Regions from separate parts of the Mus musculus genome. Here region 1 is linked to region 2. The links are chromatin loops, found by intact Hi-C in ENCODE. Cell type or tissue: left cerebral cortex. All regions are shown on one strand. Links, peaks and the distances in the headings refer to the core of each region. The heading gives the core; the rest is flanking DNA. Region 1 holds the start of Gm35524 (a long non-coding RNA gene). Region 2 overlaps Rbm33 (RNA binding motif protein 33).

The links. Peaks named below come from ENCODE experiments on the same cell type or tissue, not always from the same donor. Only the 100,000 strongest peaks of a DNase experiment are listed, where the experiment ranks them.
Region 1: a loop joins it to region 2, with 12 times the contacts of the local background. A loop is called at or near these places in 20 of 42 quality-filtered maps.

Annotation. Positions count from the first base shown.
Region 1 is chr5:28,289,334-28,300,003 of GRCm38, reverse strand. It overlaps Gm35524 (a long non-coding RNA gene), which reads left to right and starts at 6,819. Exons shown (of 4, transcript XR_880911.2): 1 at 6,819-7,029; 2 at 7,677-7,720; 3 at 8,229-8,572; 4 at 10,286-10,670. It overlaps Gm35602 (a long non-coding RNA gene), which reads left to right. Exons shown (of 5, transcript XR_003955879.1): 5 at 2,136-2,634. In left cerebral cortex, for the core only: a CTCF peak has its summit at 5,815 (motif pointing left); a DNase peak (open chromatin) is centred at 5,814.
Region 2 is chr5:28,383,812-28,394,481 of GRCm38, reverse strand. Rbm33 (RNA binding motif protein 33) reads right to left here. Exons shown (of 19, transcript NM_028234.1): 11 at 7,863-7,995; 12 at 6,492-6,835; 13 at 4,665-4,979; 14 at 3,311-3,598; 15 at 1-480. Among named protein-coding and RNA genes, the nearest start is that of Rbm33, 72 kb to the right of the region's middle. In left cerebral cortex, for the core only: a CTCF peak has its summit at 6,071 (motif pointing right); DNase peaks (open chromatin) are centred at 6,088, 6,744, 7,261 and 7,635; H3K27ac peaks cover 254 bases.

The DNA.
Region 1 (10,670 bases), core at 1,020-9,019, 94 kb after region 2:
ACCACTGTGGAGTGACTTGGCTACATCCAATGAGTAATGTCCATACAAGCATGTCACCCTGAGTGTCACACACATGCATAAGATATGAAGCAGTGCTTTTGCAGCACTGGGAACAAGAAACAACATCAACAAAATTGTCAAACAAAGATGAGTAGAAAACCAAATTAGGAGGGAGAAGAGGGGAGGGGAGAGAAGGGGGAGGATGAAGCAGACTGTGATGTCATCACAAAATGAGAATACACCAACGTGGGAACATTCATGTGTTTTTCTGGCTTATGGTCACAAGCTGCCTTTAGAAGTCAAGTCTACACATCTTACTTAAGCTAAGATGGGTCCTGCATCCAGCTCAGTGGTCCGTGCCCTTGCCTCCTTCAAAGAACACTGGCGGAGGACTTGGCAGGATGTTTCTCCATGTATCCAGCTTGGTCTAGTTTTAGGCTAGTAGTGCCACCACAGAATGGGTGTGAGTGTCCTCACTGATCACCACGGGGGTGGGCACCATAGGGATGGTGGCTTGGATCCCACAGTGAAGTGACATCAGCCCAGTTCTCACCTAGAAGTTCTCACTCCCCGAGTAACACATGTCCTGTGGATCTCTGAGGATCACTGGGGATTCTGTGGATCACGTGGTCACCGAGACCATGAGAATGTCCTGCTTCTGACAGAGTGACATGAAGGAGGTTCCTTATCCTTAGAGATTCCTGGCTGAATTTGTGGGTTTTATTACAAGCATCAAACAGTGCTGCCCAAAGCTGTGATCCTATTCACGGCTTGGGATGCTACTGTGACGGGTTTTCTCTTGTCCATTAATTCCTGTCTCCAGATATCACATTTTGTCAACATGGAACTATGGTTTCTTTTTTTCAATTCTGTGGGTTATAAATTTTTATCTTCTCAGGGTTTAAGTTCAAAGTGTCATAGATCTGGCTGTGAAAAGCCCTGCTAGCCGATCCAGCATCCTTTGTGCTTGGTGTCATTTAGTCACAGCACTGTGTCCACAGTCACTTGGGCCAGTGTCTTGATGCAACATCACAACTATTCCAGGTGCCTCATTTTATAACAACAGCAGAAACAGCAAGGGATGAGTCAGGCTGGGGGCACGAGGCAGGGCCTCCCTCTGGGCCTTCTGATGATTGACAAGATGTGAGTCAGGCTGGGAGTGGGGAACACATGGAGTGTCAGACAAACCGGCTTTGCCAGCAACTGTGGCACACATAGCAGCAGTTAGGATTAGTGTCTTGGAGGGGGGACAGCATAAAAACACCTCATTTGGCCAGTTCTAATGGGGCATTTCAGTAGCATCCAGAACAACTGTCCACACCCCATCTCCATAACATTCTCATCTTTACAATGGCCATGAAAACTCAGATAAAAGATGGATCCAGCCTCATTTAAATTTGGCTCCAAGTCCTGTTAAAAAGCATAGAGGGATACAGCTCTACCTCAGCCGGCATGGATCAGTTTATAACTTCCTTTTCTCCAGCGATCATGCCTTCTGACCCTCTTTGTCTTTCTGTTGCCATTTCTAGAAGGTCTTACAAATGCAATCATACCCGATGTGGTCTTTCTCAGCCCAGTGCATCTGGGACTTCTCCACTGTGGTTTGTATCTGTATCCTGCCTTTCTTGATACCATGCAGTACCGCACTGCAGCAATGAAGCCTGCTCACCCCTATCACCTCGCCCAGTGGTTGGGGCTGTTTCCAGCTTTGCAAGTAAGAAAATGTTATACAAAAGGCACAGAAGCACATGCCTGCCACCTCAACACTCAGAAGGCTAAAACAGGATTGGCTTGAGTTTGAGGCCAGCCTGAGCTACAAAGCAAATTCCAAACCAGTGTGGAATACATTGAGAGACCCTGTCTTTTAAAAAGAGGAAGCAATGGGGAGCGTGTGGGGGACTTTTGGGATAGCATTGGAAATGTAAATGAAATAAATACCCAATTTAAAAAAAAAGAGGAAGCAAAAGGGGGAGGGGAAGAACAGGAAGGAAAAAAGAAGGAAGGAAGGGAGGAAGGAAGGAAGGAAGGGAGGGAGGGAGGGAGGGAGGGAGGGAGGGAGGGAGGGAGGAAGGAAGGAAGAAGAAAGTGTTATAAACATTCTCAGACATAGCTATGTTTTTGTTTCTCTTCAGCAGACAGCAGACAGCTGGAAGTGACATTTCCGGGAAGTGACATTTCATGAGAAACTGAGTTCACCCACAAGGAACTGCTTGCTGGTCTTCATAGTGAAGCCACACCCCCACGGGCACTATAGCTCATGAGAAATACCCCATCCCCATCAGCTTGTGGGACTTTCAGATTGGCTGGTAACAAAAACTGACTTAGGCCGAGACAGACGTGGAGCGGTTGGCGTTCACGGTAGCTTGAACTGGCCCTTTCCCTAACGGCAGTTAAGCACGCTGTCTTTCCCCGCTCTACCTTCCACCTACCTCTAACACATCTGTGTCACATCTGTGACATCTGTTCAAACCGTTTGCCCATTTATAGGCGAATTTTCTTCTCCTACCAAGTTTCTAGAATGTTCTTAATATGATGGATTCAAGTTGTGTTTTGAAAATACTTTCTCCGGTTGGTGACATATCTGTTCATATTATTTGTGTGTATGTGTGTGCATGTATGTTTGTGTATGTGCACATGTGTGTGCATACATGTTCATGTGTGTGCTTTTTTTTCAAGACAGAGTTTCTCTTCGTAACTCTGGCTGTCCTGGAACTTGCTTTATAGATCAGGCTGGCCTTGAGTTCAGAGATTCCCCCTACCTCTGCCTATGGAGTGCTGGGGTTAAAGGTGTGTGCCAGCACACCCAGCTTCATATTTGTAACTGTCCTTCAAAGAGAGTCTAAGGCTCAGATGAAGTCTACTTAACTTGTATTTTCAGTCTGCTAAGATCATTGGTAAATGCAAAGCAATGATTTCTTCTACAAGTTTTATAATTTAGAGTTTACATTTAAGTCTCCAGGCCATTTTGAGTGAGTTTTGATTATGCCATGTGTCCTAGCTCATTTTTTTATTTCATTAAAAATATTGTTTCTTGATACTGAAGGTAATGCAGGCTCATTGTAGAAACATGAAATGAAGAAAAGAATAAAATTAGCCTTCATTTTGGTTCCTCTGTGCTACTGTAACTAAGTGCCATTGACTGGTTAATTTATGAAGGACAGAGATTCATCTCTTACAGCACTGGAAGCTGCAAGTCCAAGATAAAGGCACCAGCAGGCTCAGGATCTAATGAGAACCACATTCCGTTTCCAACGTGGTCTTGTGTGGCTGCACCTGTGGGAGGGAGAGAGAGAAAGGCGAGAGGAAGACAAAGGTGCTCTTACCAGGATCCCAGCCCATTCCCAAGGGGAAGAACCCGAGGCCTTAGCTCACCTCTTCATCCTTCCACTTTAGCTGTTCCATTTGGACATCTGAATTTAGGAGGGAACACATCAAACCAGAGAGGCTACTGCCCAGATTCTCAGCAATCTATGACCTAGGTATCTCCTTTATTAATGTATACAATTTGATTTCATTCTGCTTATAATACATGCAAAATGCATATCTTCCTTCTATGCATTTAACTCTGCTATTGCTTATTACTACTTGGTTATAACTACATGGTTGTGTTCCTTGAGGTTTATATTGCTGTGATAAATCACCATAAGCAAAAGCAACTTGAGGAAGAAAAGGGGTTTCTGGTTTACAACTCTCAGGTTATGTTTACTCCGTCACCGAGGGAACTAGGAACTGGAGGCAGGAACCAAAACAGATGCCGTAGACAAATGCTGCTTACTAGACTGCTCCCACAGCTTGCTCAGACTACTTGCTTGTACCACCAGGGACCATCTGCCCAGGAGTGGCAGCACCACCTCCATTGAGCTGGGCCCTTCCACATAAATCATCATTCAGGAAAATGCCCTAGACAGTTGCCTACAGTCCAGGCTAATGGAGACATTTTCTCAATTAAGATTTCCTATTCTCGGATATGTCTAGATTTGTGTTGAGTTGGCAAAAGTCAACAAGCACATGGGCCAAACATTCAGTAAAATTTTAATTAATGCTTTATCTTAAGTGTATGAGTGTTGTACCTGCATATATATCGCATGAGTGTCTGGTGCCTCTGTAGGATAGGGAGAGGGTGTCAGGATCCCCTGGAACTGGAGAGGTAGAAGGTTGTGAACTGCCATGTGGGTGCTAGAAATAGAAGCCAGGTCCTCTGAAAGAACAGATCAGTGTTCTCAAACTGAGTCATCACTCTAGCACCACCCCACCACCCCAGGCCAGGTTTCATATTATAATTCAGACTGTCCTAGGACTTACTATGTAGCCCAGGCTGGCCAACCTACAGATCTTCCTTCATCTGCCTCTTGTATGCTGGGATTACAGGTGTCATCCACCAAGCCCAGCTGTATTATTATTTTTTTTCTTTTAAGACAGGGTCTCGCTATGTAGTCCTGCCTAGCCTGACTATGTAAACCAGGCTTAAATGAAGTTTCCTGATGGTTTTCCTTATTACTGAAACAAGTATATGCATCGCCTAGAAGTAACTAACCTAGATTAGTAAGAGAACAGCATAGAGCCCTTCTAAGCCCACACCTGGAGACATCTTGCCTGCCTGTTTCCAGACGCTCACTTCTAGAGCCCACATCTGGAGACAGCCTGCCTGAGTGCTCCCAGACGCTCGCCTCCAAGGAGAAACAGAGGCTTCATCTCACTCAGCAAGTTTATAATCCTGGATATCTCAGTTAATTCCACTGCTGTATTTAGGAGACATTCTCAGGTCTCTCTCTCTCTCTCTCTCTCTCTCTCTCTCTCTCTCTCTTTGTATGTTTGTGTGTGTGTGTGTGTGTGTGTGTGTGAGAGAGAGAGAGAGAGAGAGAGAGAGAGAGAGAGAGAGAGAGAGAGCGAGGAGAGAGAGAGAGCACACATAGTGAGACCCTGTCTTAGAAGAAATATTTCACAGCTAGGCTAGCTGGGCTGGTAATCCCAGCACTTAGGAGGCAGAGGAAGGGAGTTGGCCAACCTGGGCTACCTACTGCTGCCAAGGTGAACAACTGCCCCTATGTGTGGACTTGGGACTTGTTCCTACGTGGAGTCTAAGAAGGTGTAATGAGCCCAATGCTATGGACAGCAATGCTCTAGAACCCTGCCTCGCTCTCCTCTAGAAAGAGCCACCCATTGGTCTTCTCTCACATGGGTCTTTGTGCAAACTGTGGATGATTGTTCCAATGTGATGTATTGTCTTGGGATTGGCTCTTACCAGTCAGCAGAAATGCTTTCCTCAGCGTTGACTCTTTCATGGTTTCTCCAGTCAGCCCTTTTCTTTATAAGTTAGCATCTCAATTAATAGGCATGCTAAGGCATGTTCTTCGTCAGACAGAAGACATAACACAATCCTGTCAGCTTGACATCTCTACTGCATAATACAACATGCGGAAGAGACGAGGAAATGTATTCCTATCAATCTTTGTGTTGTTGGGTTTCTGTTTTCTAAAAAGTAAGAAAGACAAAGTAGATTTTTTTTTGACCTTTGAATCTTTCAATTACTCTGCCAAGTTTTCAAGACAATTAAGACATATATAATGTTTTTATGGGGTCTGTGATTGATACCCTGTGCTGAGGCAGTGTGGCAGTGTACAGAGAATTGTCTCAGATATGAACATGTTAATAAAAGATGGAATGTCAAATATGTTTAAACAGAAAGAAATCAGGAGAACACAGTTTGCCTTTTGCAGGTATCTGTGCTGTAAATATGGAGGTAGGAGCTGACCACCTTACCTAGCTTTCGCTTCTAGTTGCCGGCCTGCTTGAGCCCTCATGGCGCCACCTGCTGGTCATCGTTGGCACTGCATGCAAAACGCTCTGGAGCAGGAACCAGTTTTGAAATATGGGTGGAAATGAAGTTGTGTTTGGAGATGAGCCTGTTTCACTATGAATACCTTGTTTCTGACAAGTCTTGTTTTGTAGCTTGAGTAGTCCTTCATTTTTTGATCCACGTGCCTCAGCCTCCCAAGTACTATGATTACAGATGTGCCACCATACCCCACCTGTTCTATATTTTTAAAACATAAATTATACCTGCTTTTTGGATTCACCATTTAATAAATTCTCCAAAAGACACCTTTCAGAAGTCAAACTCAAGTTGCCAGGTTTGGGTGGCTACGAGCGGAACTTTCTCATCAGTCTCCCAATACGAGATTTTCAAAACCCAATCTTACCAGGTGAATAATTTAAAATGAAAGCTTGACAGAGGAGCCTAAAAGGTGACTTAAGATGCTTGCGGTCTGCCAAGCCCTATAACCCATATAGTTGAGGTAGAGAACCAAGTCCCATAAGAGGTCTGACCTCCAAATGCTTACCGTGGTGGGCATGTGCCTCAACCCCATAGTAAATAAATAAATAAACAAATAAACAAATAAACAAACAAATTATGTGGTTTTAAGAACAACAACAACCTTGATTAATGGTCTTAGCAAAGTTGTGTGTGTGTTTTTTTTTAAGAGTGTTTTGTATTTCTTGTTTAAATCCTCAGCTTTTTCTTTGTTTAAGAGAGCCCAGCTGACAGGATTTCCCTAACTCGCATTTTTCAAGTGCACGCCCTGTTTAAAACTACTTTGAAATGCAAAGCCTTACCCATCCTGTGTTTCCTCTTTGATTTGTACAGGGAGATTTTGCTTGGATTGAACAAAGTGGAAAAAAAGCTAGAGGAGGCTTGTTAGTTTCTGCCAGAAACTAGCTCTCAGCCCCTTTTCAGTTCTGGTAAGAGGTGCGTATTTTTTTTTTTTTTCTCTCTCTCTCTCTGCGTGAGAAAAGTATTTTCCAATGATTTTATACAGGAAAGGCCCAAGGGCTGACTTGCCAGAGCAGGGAAAATCCACTCAATCAGCCCGTGATTTGCAATGGGGAAAGAACACCTGTCTGCATCTGCTTTCCCAATTGGATGGTGAATCTAGGACGACTGTTCTCAGGAGAAGCTCTCAACCCATCAGATGCGTGTATAAAGGGAATGTTAATGCAAAAACAGCACCTCACCTCAAGCACAAAGAGGTACTTTATTCTGGAGCAAACTATAAGTGACCATGACCTGGGAACACATTCAGGTTACCTCAAATCCCATGTTCCAGCATGGTAACTGCTTCATGAAGTTCTTATAGTGACAGAATGGCATGCACCAGGTGGGCAGATTAAAACAAGCAGAGAAGGCTCCACTGCGGCCTCATACAATACTAGAAGCTTGCTCGGTCTTCGGTTTATGGAAGCCAGTGGTCTCCCGAAAGCTTACACTTTCATCCCAAAGGTGTCAGGTCCGACACATAGGGGGTAAGGATAGCCCAGGATAAACTGTAATCAGGCTCTCAACCTGCAACATCTCAGCTTCTCCACAGCATTGAAGTTTGAATCAGTTAGTTTTGTAGAGAAGGTTCAGTGTGAGATGCAGTTTTTTTTCCCAGAAACTTTCGTTCACAGAAAACAGCTGAGTACAAGACATTCTCTGACCCTAACAGCCATTCGTTGTCAGCAGGACAGCTTAATGACTTGTGCAAGACCCTCCAGATTGGGCTTACTTACTGCTGACAATCTCTCTCTCACAGGAGGTGGGGAAGCCCCCTGGACCCTTGACTGAGATTGCAGCTGTGCCTCTCTGCCATTTACATACAATTCTGTCCTAATTGCATGTGGCTTTTTTGTCCCAGGAGCTGCCAGAGCACACAGAGGCTGGAAAGTCGACTGAAGCAGGGTGAGTGCTTTCTATGTAGCTATGGGGAAGTTGTCTTAAATGCTGGTGAGACTTCCGGGTGGCGCAGCTTCTATGAGTTATCTGTGCTCCTGTATGTAACCCCTTACCCATGTTTTGTAAGCTAGCCCAGTGAAGAAATTGGCCTCAAGTTGGGCTTCAGTGAATCAAACTTTGCTTTATTTGGTTGCACTCTTATGGAGGGCAGGGAATGGATGGCAAGAGTTTCTGCAATTCTATGACAAGCATACATATATACATATACATATACATACATATATACATACATATATACACACATACATATATACATACACATATACATACATACATATATACATACACATATACATACATACACATACATATATACATACATATACATACACACATATATATATACATACATATACATACATACACACATACATATTGCAGTGAGCTTCAGAACCATGGACTCAGCAGGAGATTGGCACTCATTGTTGACCTCACTGTGTTTTTGATTTTTTAGGACAGGAGGAGCTATTCTGAACTGGTGCTGGTCCCTCCACTTGCCCCCTGCCCCCCAGCTAGCCCGAGCAGGGCACTGGGGCCCAGCAAAGACACTCTACCCAAAGCCTCTGCCTCCACCCCTCCTCCTGTTTGATTCTACATGGACCTTAATGCTGCATGTGGTACTTACTGCTCATGTGGGGTGGAGAATGAAACTGAAGGGACACGGTGGCCTGGAAAAGATAGGTTGGCAGTCAAGGACAACTGTGTTGTCATCTGCTTTGTGGCCCACCTCCTGGAGAAGGGGAACGTTGTGAAGAAAGAAAGCATCATCATTTCATTTCAGGAACCTGAGCTAGCCTGGTTAGTTTTATGACAAAAGTTAGAGTCGTCTGAGAAGAGGGAACCTCAAAGGAGAAAAAGGCCTCCAATTTTCTTGATTAATGATTAATGTAAAAGGGCGAAGTTTACTGTGGGTGGTGCTACCCTTGGTCTAGTGGTCCTGAGTTCTATAAGAAGGCAGGCTGAATAAGTCATGGGGAGCAAGCCAGTGAGCAGCATTCCTCCAAGACATCAGCTTCTTCTGCCTCCTTCCCTAACTTCCCTCAGTAATGTACTATGACTGGGACCTGTATGCAAATAACCCTTTCCTTCCCTAAGTTGTTCTTAGTCCATGCTTTCTACAGCAATCAGAAACAAAGTAGGACATGAAGTAAATGAATATGTACTTGTGTTTGGATGTGAAAGGGTGTGTAGAGCAGCTTTGCTCTTCCACTGCTTTCTGAAGCCCTCTCTGATTCAATGAGCAGGGGTTGTTTCCCTAAACACCCCTTAGCTTATTGATCTTCTTGGAGCAAAGAGCAGAGCTGTGAAACAGTACTGCAAAAGAATTCCTTTTCTCTGCAGGCAAAAGGCTATCTTTAAAGTCTGATAAAGGGCTGTAGAACACATAAAAGAGCTGTGGGTTTGGTGGTAGTACAGGGCGTGGGAACCCCAGGAGATCCCAGGCCAAGGCTTTCTTTATGGCCTCAGTGTGCAACCACAGAGGTCTCAGAGGAAGAAAACTCTCTCTTGCAAATCTTAAGCCTGAGGTTTTGACTGCATTTTCTTTTCTTGTCTTTTAATGACCATGACTTTTGTTTTGTTTTCTTTGGGGACACAGTCTCAGTACATTTTGAACTTGAACTTGCTGTCCTCCATCCCCAGCCACCCAAGGGGCCAGGGTTTCAGCATGCACCTCAGACCCAGCTAGTAACCACTGTCTGCAAGTGTCCCTCCTCCTGGGACCCGAGTACAGGTGGCTCCAGGGGCCCCCAGTCTCCTAACCATCTGGAACATCACTGAGATTGTGACTAGCCAGGGAACAAAGGGCCAGTCAGCAGTGAGGGGACACAGGAACAGCTCCACGCCATCACTCTCAGCACCATTAGCAGCCCTAGTAGTTCCCGTGATCTTGAAGGAACTGTGACTGAAGCCAACTCAAGATTCTTGGATTTGACACAGGAAGAATTTTAAGACTAGTGTGTGGGGAGCAGAGGTAGGGGTTTTAATAAAAGCAAAAAAGTGCTGAAGGGGAACATGGCTGAAGGAGCTAGTCAGCAAAGGGCTTCTTCAAGACTGATTTTTATTGTATCCATATGAGTACACTGTAGCCGTCTTCAGACACACCAGAAGAGAGCTTCAGATCCCATTACAGATGGTTGCGAGCCACCGTATGGTTGCTGGGAATTGAACTCAGGACCCCCCAGAAGAGCAGATAATGCTCTTAAATGCTGAGCGATCTCTCCTGCTCTAAAGAAGAGATTTTATGCACAAAAGTTAAGAAAAGAATAAAACATATACATATCCAGGTGTGGGTATGAGCTTCTCAAGGGAGACTCGAAGAGAGTGAGACATACCGAAGACTGGGCGGTGATCCTCAAGGGAGAATCTCAACTGTCTTAGCAATAGACATGGACCATTTCAGTGTTTCTCTGTCATTTGTTTTGTTTATTTATTTATTGATTGATTGATTGATTGATTGAATGAATGTGAGTACTACTTATTTATTTTATGTTATTTATTTATTTTATGCAGTGCAGCTGTCTTTAGACACACTGGAGGAGGCCCTCAGATCCCATTACAGATGGCTGTGGGAATTTAACTCAGGACCTCTGGAAGAGCTCAGCTCGTAACTGTTCAGCACTGAGTGGTCTCTCCAGCCTTGGAATTCTCACTTCTTGACTGGAGGATTGGTCAGTAGCCCCAGCAAGGAACTCTTTGCCTTCCCATGTCCTCATTGAGTTTTTCTGTTCCACCTCAGAACCATGGAAAGGGGAAAGGAAAGCAGCGAGGCCTTTGCTACTGCTGGGACACAGCACCTGACTGGCAGTTTAACAACAGGCATCTCACCACTTGCTATTCTGAAGGCTGGAAGCCCGAGATCAGCGAGATCAGCAAGATTAGCATGCTGGCATCTGGC
Region 2 (10,670 bases), core at 1,650-9,649:
CTGAAGGACTTTGTGTGGCAGCTGTCGCAGATGCTTCAATGGTCTCAAGTGTTGCCCTTGATGCTGCACGTTAGCACCAGGTGGGACAAAGTTTACCGCTTTGGGCTGAACGCTAGCAGTGGTGATGTCTTGGTTTTTAACAAGAAGTCTGGTTTTCACATTCTGCCTGCATTGTGCCCCTGGAAAGGGCAACAATGGGTTACCATTGGTAGGTGATGGTGTAGCTGCCAGTTCCTCTTGTTCCATGGAGGTCTGCGAGCCATAGATCTGCTGCGGCTGCTGCTGCTGCTGCTGCGGCTGGTGCTGCTGCTGCTGCTGCTGCTGCTGCTGCTGCGCAAGCCTTTCCAGTAACTCCTTCTTTCTGGCACCAGCCTGCTGTTGCCTTCGTAGTTCCTTCTGCTTCAGGATTTCTTCTCTCAGGCGCTTCTGCTCCTCTATCTTTAAGCGATATAACCTTGTCTCTTCATCTTCATCAGGAAACTAAAATGGAAAACACAGTTCACTTTGCTTTATGTGGTAGGGTGGCCATTTCAAACAAATGAATTTTCCCCCAAACCTTGCAACTCAGTATTTGAAAGAAGGCATTCAGAAATCTGCTTAACAAGAAGTTTAACTCTTTCCTCTGGGGGGGGGGGGGGAATTATACAGCTAAACCTAATTTGGAAAATCTTATCAGAATATTAAAAATGAAATAATGTAAATTTCTACTCATTTACAAGTTTGAAACCAATTAAACTATTCATTTAAGATATCAAAATATGTTTCAAATGGAAATGGCAATAGCCATATAGTCCCTGCTGTCACAGGGATTTTATCTGGCTCTTCCCTGACAAACCAACAAAAGGTGGGGTGTAAATGACCTGAAAGGCCCTGATTAGAACTATTGATTTTTCGTAGGGAATTTTCAGCCTGATCTCAAACTCATTTGTCACAGAATAATTGGTTATAATGAATAGCTCAAGTCAATCTTTCTGACCTTGAACTCACGAACCCTCCTCAGAATCAGAATGCTGCCAATCACAGTATTGGAATATTAATGTTACATGAATGCCCTGAATATCCCAGACCCAAACTACACTCAAAGTCTATACAGAGAATTCCTTTCAAATGTCTAGTGATTTTCTTTTTTAGTAAAGAATCCAATGAAGAAAGCTTAAAAACTTAAATGTTTTATAAAATAATCTATCCATAAAATTCTTTATTGAAGATTCAATCTATCAACAATTCACCTAGTTACAAATCTTACCTATTTCCATAAGTCTCAAGAATTAGAAACGTAAGACAATCATAGAGGTAGAGTTGAGTGGGCACGCTGTTGACTTCTTGTTGCATGTCAAAGTCTTAGGTACACTTCAAACAAGGTAGGTAGGTAGGTGAGGGGTTGCTACTGCAGCAGGCATGATGAGGAAGCCCACAATGCAACAACTGTACTAAGACCCAAATGCACCACTTCCTAACATAGGAGTGATTTCCTCTGCATTTGTTTCCCAAGCAGTCAAGAAAGGGTTAAAGTAGGTTCAGAGATATAGATAAAAATACTCTAGATTTATCCTTTACTGTACCATTACCAACTCAATAAATCTAAGTCAAGTCAGTAAGTCACCTTTAGCTAAGCAAAATAAATATATTCCTTTACAAAGAAGAGAAATATAAGCTTGGTTCCATTTATGTATATGTGTGTGTGTGTATATATGTATGTATACATATACACATACACACACACACTAAACAAAAACAAATTAAGGCATTCAACCTATACCATTGCAATCTGTCAACTTTCTATTTTGCTTTCATAAATTATCTGCCTGCCTGTAATAAATTTCCAGAATTCCTGGTCTCCTTTTATTATTAAGTCACTGTTATTATAAAAGAAATGTGTATGTGAACCAGACTAAAAAGCTAGCTATATAACCCAAAGGCACTATCAAAAGATTGGGGGATGGGGGGAAAGAAAAGAAAAGAAAAGAAAAGAAAAGAAAAGAAAAGAAAAGAAAAGAAAGGGGAGGGGAGGACATTTTATTTAGGTTTGGGGGGAGAGGGGTTTGCTGAGATTGAACACAGGGTTTTGTGAATGTTGGCCAAAGCTTTACCACTGCGGAAGGGGGAAAACACACACACACATATATAGTGATATATATCACATTATTATATTATTATTATTATTTAATTCTGAGAAGGATCTAAGTTGCCCACACTGGCCTTGAACTACTGATTTTCCTGCCTCACTTAACCTTCAGAATAGCTGAGATTAAGTGAGTCCCCTATTAAGTTAAGTCCCCATTAAGTCCCCTATGCTCTCACCCCACCCTGCTCCCCAACCCACCCACTCCCACTTCCTGGCCCTGGCATTCCCCTGTACTGGGGCATATGATCTTCCCAAGACCAAGGGCCTCTCCTCCCACTGATGGCCGACTAGGTTGGGCCTTTATTTTAAACTTGAAGGTTTAGTCTGTCTCACCGACTTAAAAGCTCAAGAGAAGATAAGATGGCTACCTTCAGAGTAGCTGAGATTACAAGGTTGCAACCCAAGACCCAGATCACAAAGGCTCTTTATAAACCATGTCGTTTCAGTCCAGTAGAGTTAGTCTTCTTTCATGCACCGATTATGGAACCCGCATATCAAACTTTTAATATGTCTATTAAATGCCATCCAAAACATTCTGACTTCCTAATTTTGATGTGATACAATTAATACCATCAGAATCACTTATCAGAAAAAAAAACCTGAATGATGAAAGCCTAATTAAAAGGTTAAAACAGTATTAACTGGTTTTTTTAAGAAGGATGAATTCCCTCAATTCTTGCTATCATTACACTGAACAACGTAATAATCAGTCCACTCAACATGTGCTGTACTTATCTGTGCCCAGCTCCCAGGTACACCCTACCTTATTTCATCCTCACTTAACAGGTAAGAAAGTTGAGGTTTGTAAGAAGTGAAAATCATATAAAATACTGATCCACATTTATTACCCCACACCTACTCTAAATTACTAAATATAAGTAAAGCCACAGAACCACATGGTTTTGTGAGTAAGGTTTTACTGGTATTCAACGCATCTGTTCCTGTAAGAACTATTATAAAGCACTTTGTACCACAATGGTGAAGTAAGTAACTATGATTGTCTAGAACATTTATAGAACTTGGAGGTCTTTTACAGAAAACATCTGCTAAACCTGAATATATATTGATTCTATATAATACAACAATAACTGTACAAATATAATCCTTGCATGAGTGCACTAAGCAGAATACACTGGTGCTCAGGACTCTACTCCAGAGACAATGCACCCCGGGAAGGCGTCCTACCTCTGCTTCTGGTTTTGCTTCTTCCTTAGGTTGAGCTTCAGGACTAAGTGGCTTGGCTTTTGCATCAGTATTGCCCTGTGAGCTCCTGGAAGACACCACAGCCCTACAAGGTGGGGATGTGTTGACAATGGACTTCACCTGAGCAACAGGTGTAGAGGAGCATCGGTTACCACTCATCTCCAAAACATGTGAAGGTGCTATGGGGAGTTCACGGAGATTACTGTTCCTGGGAGCAGTGGGTTGCATCTGCTGCATGGGCCGTTTGCTTATATTCTGAGATGCTGCATTCTGTCACAAAAAGAAACACAAGTTTATGAGTGAGTAAAACAACAAGTGATCACTGTCATCAATAACTGCCTTCCTTTCTGAGAGGTAACCCCCTTACTGTTTGGCAAATACTTTTTATGCTGTGTGCTGTGTATTGCTGTGTGCCCTGATGCTTAGGACTCAGTTCCATAAAGATACAGCTTCCACTTACAAAAGTCAAACCCAGTGATTTTTCGTTATATGGACTAACATTTTTAACAGCATTCTGGGCCAAGCAATAAATAACACCTCACTCTGCCTGCCTCAAGGACCCAACTGTATCAATGGCACATTGTTTCTACTTTACCTACGTTTAAAATGGAACAGGAGAACCCAACGCTCTGTTTTAATCTTATAAAAAGCTTTCTGGAGGAGAAAGGTGCCACAAAGTTATTTCACAAGAAGAGACATGCCTGAGAAGAGAACCCACATGTCAAGGATCAGAGATGGCTGAGACAAAGAGGAACTGCGCTTCTGGCATCACCTTAACAAGGAAACAGGACTACACACGCCTCTCCTCTATCTAGAAATCCCTTAAAGGTTTTGTTCAAGTCATATTACGATATAAAGAGGCAGGATTAGGAAAACAGGCTCAAAGCAACTCACTGACTTCCTCAAACTATTAGAATAAAAGTACAGGACTAAGACGCAGGCTCATAGAAAGGAACTGTGTTAGGATATTGTGAGACAAGACAATGGAAGGGAGCTACATCTTACTCTCATACCAGCCTACTAGTTCCCAGTTCCTTTCAATGGATGACAAGACCATATGTAAAATGTAACACCACCAACAAATATAAGTTAATTTCCTATAACTGAATGGAAGCTCTGAATCAGGACCCACAGGGGCCGATAATCTATATAAAAAGCTAAACCCCTTGCACTGAAAGAATGACAGTACTATCTAATCACTACAGAAAACTCAAGGCTCAGAAAAGGGTAAGTTAATATCTATAATTAAATTTTTTTTGCAAAATACTCTAAAAATTATCTAACTCAAAAATTATGTCCCATAAAACCTGCAAGTTAACCCATATCTGTTACTCACATGCCGGAGCCCCTGATGTGGGGTACACTGCATCCGACTGCTGCTGGGCTGTGGCTGGGCAGTCTGTACATGCGGCCTGAACTGCGGCTGAGACATGGGCATCAGAGGAGGGGGAGGAGCAGAAAGGTGATGATGATGCTGGTGCTGCTGTGGCTGATGCTGAGGGGGAGGCTGATGCTGTGGGGGAGGCTGGTGTGGAGGCTGGAGGGGAGGCTGAAGGGGCGGCTGGTGCTGGTGATGCTGGGGCTGCTGTTGGGGCTGTTGCGGCTGGGGCTGTGGTTGATGAGGTGGTGGCAACGGAGGATGCAAGGGTCCCTTCCATTACAAAAGAAAGAGAAACAACAGCTTATTAATAAATGTGCTAGGGAGATCTCAATGCAATGGTTTCCTTAAAAACCCAGCATGAGAACAAGCTTATGTGGAGAACTAACACCATCATAAATGCAGCAATTGGCTGCTGACACTACACTACCTTTGCTCGCCTAAGCATATGCGTCATCATAAATGGCAACCTCCCCCAGCATGCTCAAAGGGTCTACAAGGGGAAAGTACAGACACAAGGACACAAGGCTTTCCAACTACATGTTCATAGCGGCAACTGCTGTATGGTAACGGAATTATTAATTTCTTTAGATTCACCTATCTTCTAATATTTCTATAACAAAGGAGAAATTATTTCTATTTTTATTTTTAAAAAATCAAAATATTTAACCCGTTTTGAACACTGTAAATAGTTATCTTTTCTTTCTAGCTTAAATGTATATTCTTTTTAATTTTATGTCATTTACGTGTTGCTTGACTAGCTATGTATATATGTGAGTATATAAGTATGAACATGAACATGTGCCCGAGGCGATAACTTGCTAGAGTCAGATCTGTCTTTCCATCATGTAAGCTGCAGGGCTCAAACTCAGGTGATCAGGCTTGACTGCAGGCGTTGTTACCTGCTATGCTATCTGCCAGCTTAGATATACTTTTCAATAGTTTATTTATGTGTATGGATGTTTTAGGTGAATGTATGTCTATGTACCTTGGGCATGTCTGATGCCTACCAAGGCCAGAAGACTTTGGATCCGTTGGGACGCGAGTTACAAATGATTGTGAGCCACCCCGTATGTGCTGGGGATTGGATCCCATCCTCTGGAGAGGCAGCAAATGCTTTTAATGACTGAGCCATCTTTCTAGTCTCTAAATAGACATTCTTGTATTCTCTGGGTATCCAAATAGTTGAGACAAGTATATTATTACCAACTCTCCCTCCACCTTTTTTGAGTACACAATACTTCCCAAGTTCTGGAATTAAGGAATACCTTTGCAACTCACGTGATCACTATACATCTTGATAATTAAGATATATATATGAATGATAGGAAAAATGTCACAATTCTTATACTGGCCAGTAAATGCCTACCAGCAGAGGGCGCACAAGTCTGTCATATAAAGAGTGAGAAAGAGCACACTTTTTCTCCCCACCAAGAAAGGCCATTGTTTCTCCTGAGCAGGAATAGGATGCTAAAAAAGCATTACACAAGATAAACTATCAGGGCTTTAAATACTTTAAATGTTAGTGGTCTTACATCGCTTTTAAAATTCCAAGTTCAGTTCCTAGAAAACAAGAATCACTTTATCACATTTCCTAGTATTAAGGAAGTAAACAATACTGTCCAAAAGAGCTGGCTATATGAACAGTATACTTAAGACTACTACTCCTATCATTTACATAACTGTAAGTTAGCAGAAACAAAACCCGAAACTTCTCTTTCATGAAACACAAAGACTTAGCACCATAGAGGCATGGTTTCCTTCAAGGCTAGCTCATGTGCATACCTGAAGGTTAGGCTGTGCATGTGTAGGCAGGAATGGCTGTCCCGGGCTGGGTAGAAATGGCTGTCTAGGAGGAATGAAAGGCCTGGCAGTTGCTGACCCTGGCTGGCTAAAGTGCAGGATCCCCACTGGGCCTGGGGGCTGCAGGGCTGGTCTTACAGGCCTCTCTCGAGGGAACACTGGCTGCTGTCCTTGCTGATTAAAAGCTGGTCCAGGCTGAGTGAACGGTAAGGGACTCTGAGTAGGAACAGGATGGCTGCTGTTCAGGAGCGTGGGAGGAGGCGGCGGTGGAGGAGGACTTCGCTGTTCCAAAAAAAGATGACTGGGGAATCTTGGTTCACCTGAAACTGAATAGTGATTCATTACCTTCAAGTTAGAAACACTTCTTAGATACGCTATAGAGGAAGTTTAATCCAGCAACATGGCTGCTGTGGCATAGGATCACATGCTAAGGCAGGGTCTCTCCAGAATGCTGATACCTACTGGATTACAGTAGGACCTGGCTAGAGTATGGACACACCCTTAGCACACACCTTTAATCCCTAAAAATGAAGAGGAGGTTAGTGTGTAGAATGGAGCAGCCATGTTTTGAAAGTGACATCTAATTGAGGGGCAAAGTGATGGATTAGAGAAAGACTGACAGAATGAGTGAGAGACAGGATACACTCAACTCACAAAGAACAGACAGGAAAGACAGGTTATTTAAGAGCACTGAGGAGGAAAGTGGGTGGTGAGTGTGTGGCAGTTTTTTGAAGAGACAGACTGCAGAGAGAACAAGCTAGACACAGGTAAAGACAGAACAAGACAGAGAGTGAGAAAGAGCCAGAAGATTAGAATGCATTGCCAAAGTTAGTTATGAGGCCAAGTAGAGCCATTCAGCCAGAAGCACAAGACGGCAGATCTACAGTCAGCTTGGAAGATCAGACTGTACAGAGAGGTTAGAAGCCTCAGGCTCAGGCCTACACAGAGAAAGAAATGCTCTGAGCTCAGCCCAAGCCCTGTATTCATACAGCTTAGGTTATGCTCTTCTCGCATACCTCTATCCAAGGAAGTAAGTGACATTTACAATGAGTGTTTTCAGGAACTGCCTCACTATTTTCAAGTGTTAGTGTCGTATTTTATAAAGAGTCCTAGATTTAGCTATCCTGGCATGATTTTGTGAGCTGTTTTCTATAAACCATGCCTTCTTTGTAAAAGACTGTCATATTTCAGATCCAATTACTGTTTAATTTTAGCCACTGAGATGACTGGTAGAATCACTGTAATACATCTTCTAGTGGGAGGCAAATTCTGTTTTAGCAGTAACTGCATAGGTACATCATTCAATGCAGCTTCTGTCACTTCATCCTGTGCCCATTACATCCCTTCATGTACCTCCTAAGAAGAAAGGGTCTCGTTCCTGAGGTGGGGGTGGGGCTCTCCACTGGTCCTGGAGAGGAAGTCTAGGTGGCTGGTTAAAACTGTTGGGAACAGGTCCAGGTGTGTGCTGTGGAAATTCTGGAGGGCCCTAAAGAACAATGAAAAACAAGATGAAAAACACCATGTAGGCTTCAAAACATACACATAATCCCAAACTTAGCAATTATTCCTGTGGTCAGCCTACTTCTTTCTATTGCCTAAGTATGCACATAGATGAAGATAAATATCTATATGTAAATATAAATGATATTCCATAAAAAGGGATTTGCCATTAATCAAGAATCAAAATGCAGCATCAAAAAATTAATTCAGGATTTTAATATAACTAGAGAGCCATAACACTGCCTCAAGACTTATTCAAATCTACATAACTGTTGACTTTCACTTTCAGAAATCCAAAAGACAATGTCTATTTTGGACATCCATGGCATTTGTGAAAGATGCTATTATTTGTTATCTACTTCACACAACCCTAATCAACAGCTATGAGGCGATTTACTTCAAAAATAGAAAAAAAAAAATTCAATTTGTGCCTTAACAAAAGTGAGCAATCTGAGATAGCAGAAGAACATTAGTTTTAAGAAATCAAATTATTAAAAGAAAAATGATATAGCTGATTCTCTTATATAATAACTACTTTCAGGATGGGTTACAGCTCAATGCTATAGTGTTCCTCTCCCACCAAAGTGAGGCCCTACGTTCTATACAAAGCACCCAAAGAAAACGAAACTAACCAACAAACTCGCTCATTCTCAGTAGTGTATTTTACTAGCAGAACTGAGAGATGAAGGAAAAGGACCTCATCTCACTGTCCTTTAGTGTAGTCGCTGAGACAGCTAAAATCTGTATCAAAGGAACTGCTACTCAAAGAAGAAAAAGAGCACAAAGTGCTCTAAAATGAAATAATAAATATCAAATTCTTTTCATGTAGTATCACCTCATCCATGAGAAATAACCCAGTATTTCTCAACTCTTAAACTCTTAACTCAGTGGTTAAGAATGCTTTCTATTGTCACAGGGGACCTGAGTTTGGTTTCTAGCATGATGACTGTAAGCAGCTCATAATCACTTGTAACTCCACCTATAGAGATCCAATGTCCTCTTCTGACCTCTGTTAGCATTGTACTCTCATGTACATATACATGTACATATATAATTAAAAATAAAATTTAGAAAACAATCTTCCTCATAAATGCAAACCTCTTAATGTTTTTGTTTATTGTTTTATTATTAATTTTAGCTATTCTCCCTAAATGTGACTCCATTTTATAGCACAAAAAATACTTTTTTCTGTTGCCTTTAAATGTTTGCTCTAAGGCCAGCAAGATGGCAGTGGGTGCAAAGTGTCTCACATCCAACCTGATGACCTGAGTTTGACTACCAGAACCTACATGGTAGAGGAAAAAAATGACCCCTGCAAACTGTCCTCTGACCTCCTTACATGCACCTTACACACAAGCACACGGACACAACAAACAAATGTAAAAATGTACTTTAGAGTTGGGGAGATATCTCAATGGAACTTGCTTCCTAAGCATCAAGACCTGAGTTCCAACCCTCTGCATGCATATAAACCCAGGTTGTGGAAGCACAGACCTAGGCTAGGAGCCCAATGCTGGGGAAATGAAGCAGGAGGACTCAATGAATCAGACTAGCTAAAATGGTTCCAGATTTAGTTATAAACCCTGAGAAACTAAGATAGAAATGTGACTGAGGAAGACATCCAGCATCAACCTCTGGCCTATACATGTGCACCCACACACAAAACACACAGGTGGTGGGAGGGGAGGGGAGGGAGGGAGGGAGGGAGGGAGGGAGGGAGGGATCGAGAGAGCAAGCCTGAACCTGGGTGCACAATAAGAATAATGCAAAACAAACACTCCCATTTACCACAAACATGTAAGCCTATTAGCTAAAAATGGCATTAAAATGAGGTTTGAAATGTAAGCATTATATCTTTCTCAAAATAAAGCATTAGGATTTATTGAAAGATATAGAACAGAAATCCCCACAGATCACATTAGCTATGTCAAGTGAAGCTGAGGCAACCGAAGTTTCTTGCTACCAAAAAAGACGTCAAGATACCTTCTCCTCAAAGCACAGTCAATAATGAGGAACCTGTGAATATGTAAAACATACTTGCCCATCCTCAGAACACAAACACAAAAATGGTACTAGCTAGACACATCACTACTCTGATGCTCTGAGAGGATTTTTTAACATCGTCACTTTGATAAAATACAAAAAAGCTTTTTCTATCTACACACGATGTTACCATGCTGATATTTAAGAAGCCTGAATAAGGAGTTCTAACAGACATGCCCATTCTACCATGAAGTCAATGAAACACATCATGTGCATTGTATGTAACATTCTTTACACGTAAGAGCATAGTGTGAGCACTCCAGTTTCAGTTCTGTTCCTCAGCATATTCTGGCACATACAATTTGAGCATCCTTAGTCTGAAAAATCAGTAACTTTCTAAGTCTCAAAGTTTCATGTTGCAGATTTCAAATTTTGGCTTAAGGTTACTCAATGGGTAAAATCCAGGTTATTCATTCCCCAAACTAGAAAACTCTGAAACTTGAAAAACTCTGGTCCTACCCTTCCCATTTCAGATAAAGATGATTCAACACCTAGAAGTATATCTAAACATGTTTTTAAGTGATCTTCAAAATTTCCTGGATTATAAACTAGAAATTATGTTTATATGACATCTGATGGGATAAGGGGAGGAAAGGGAGAATGGGAGGGAGGAAGGAT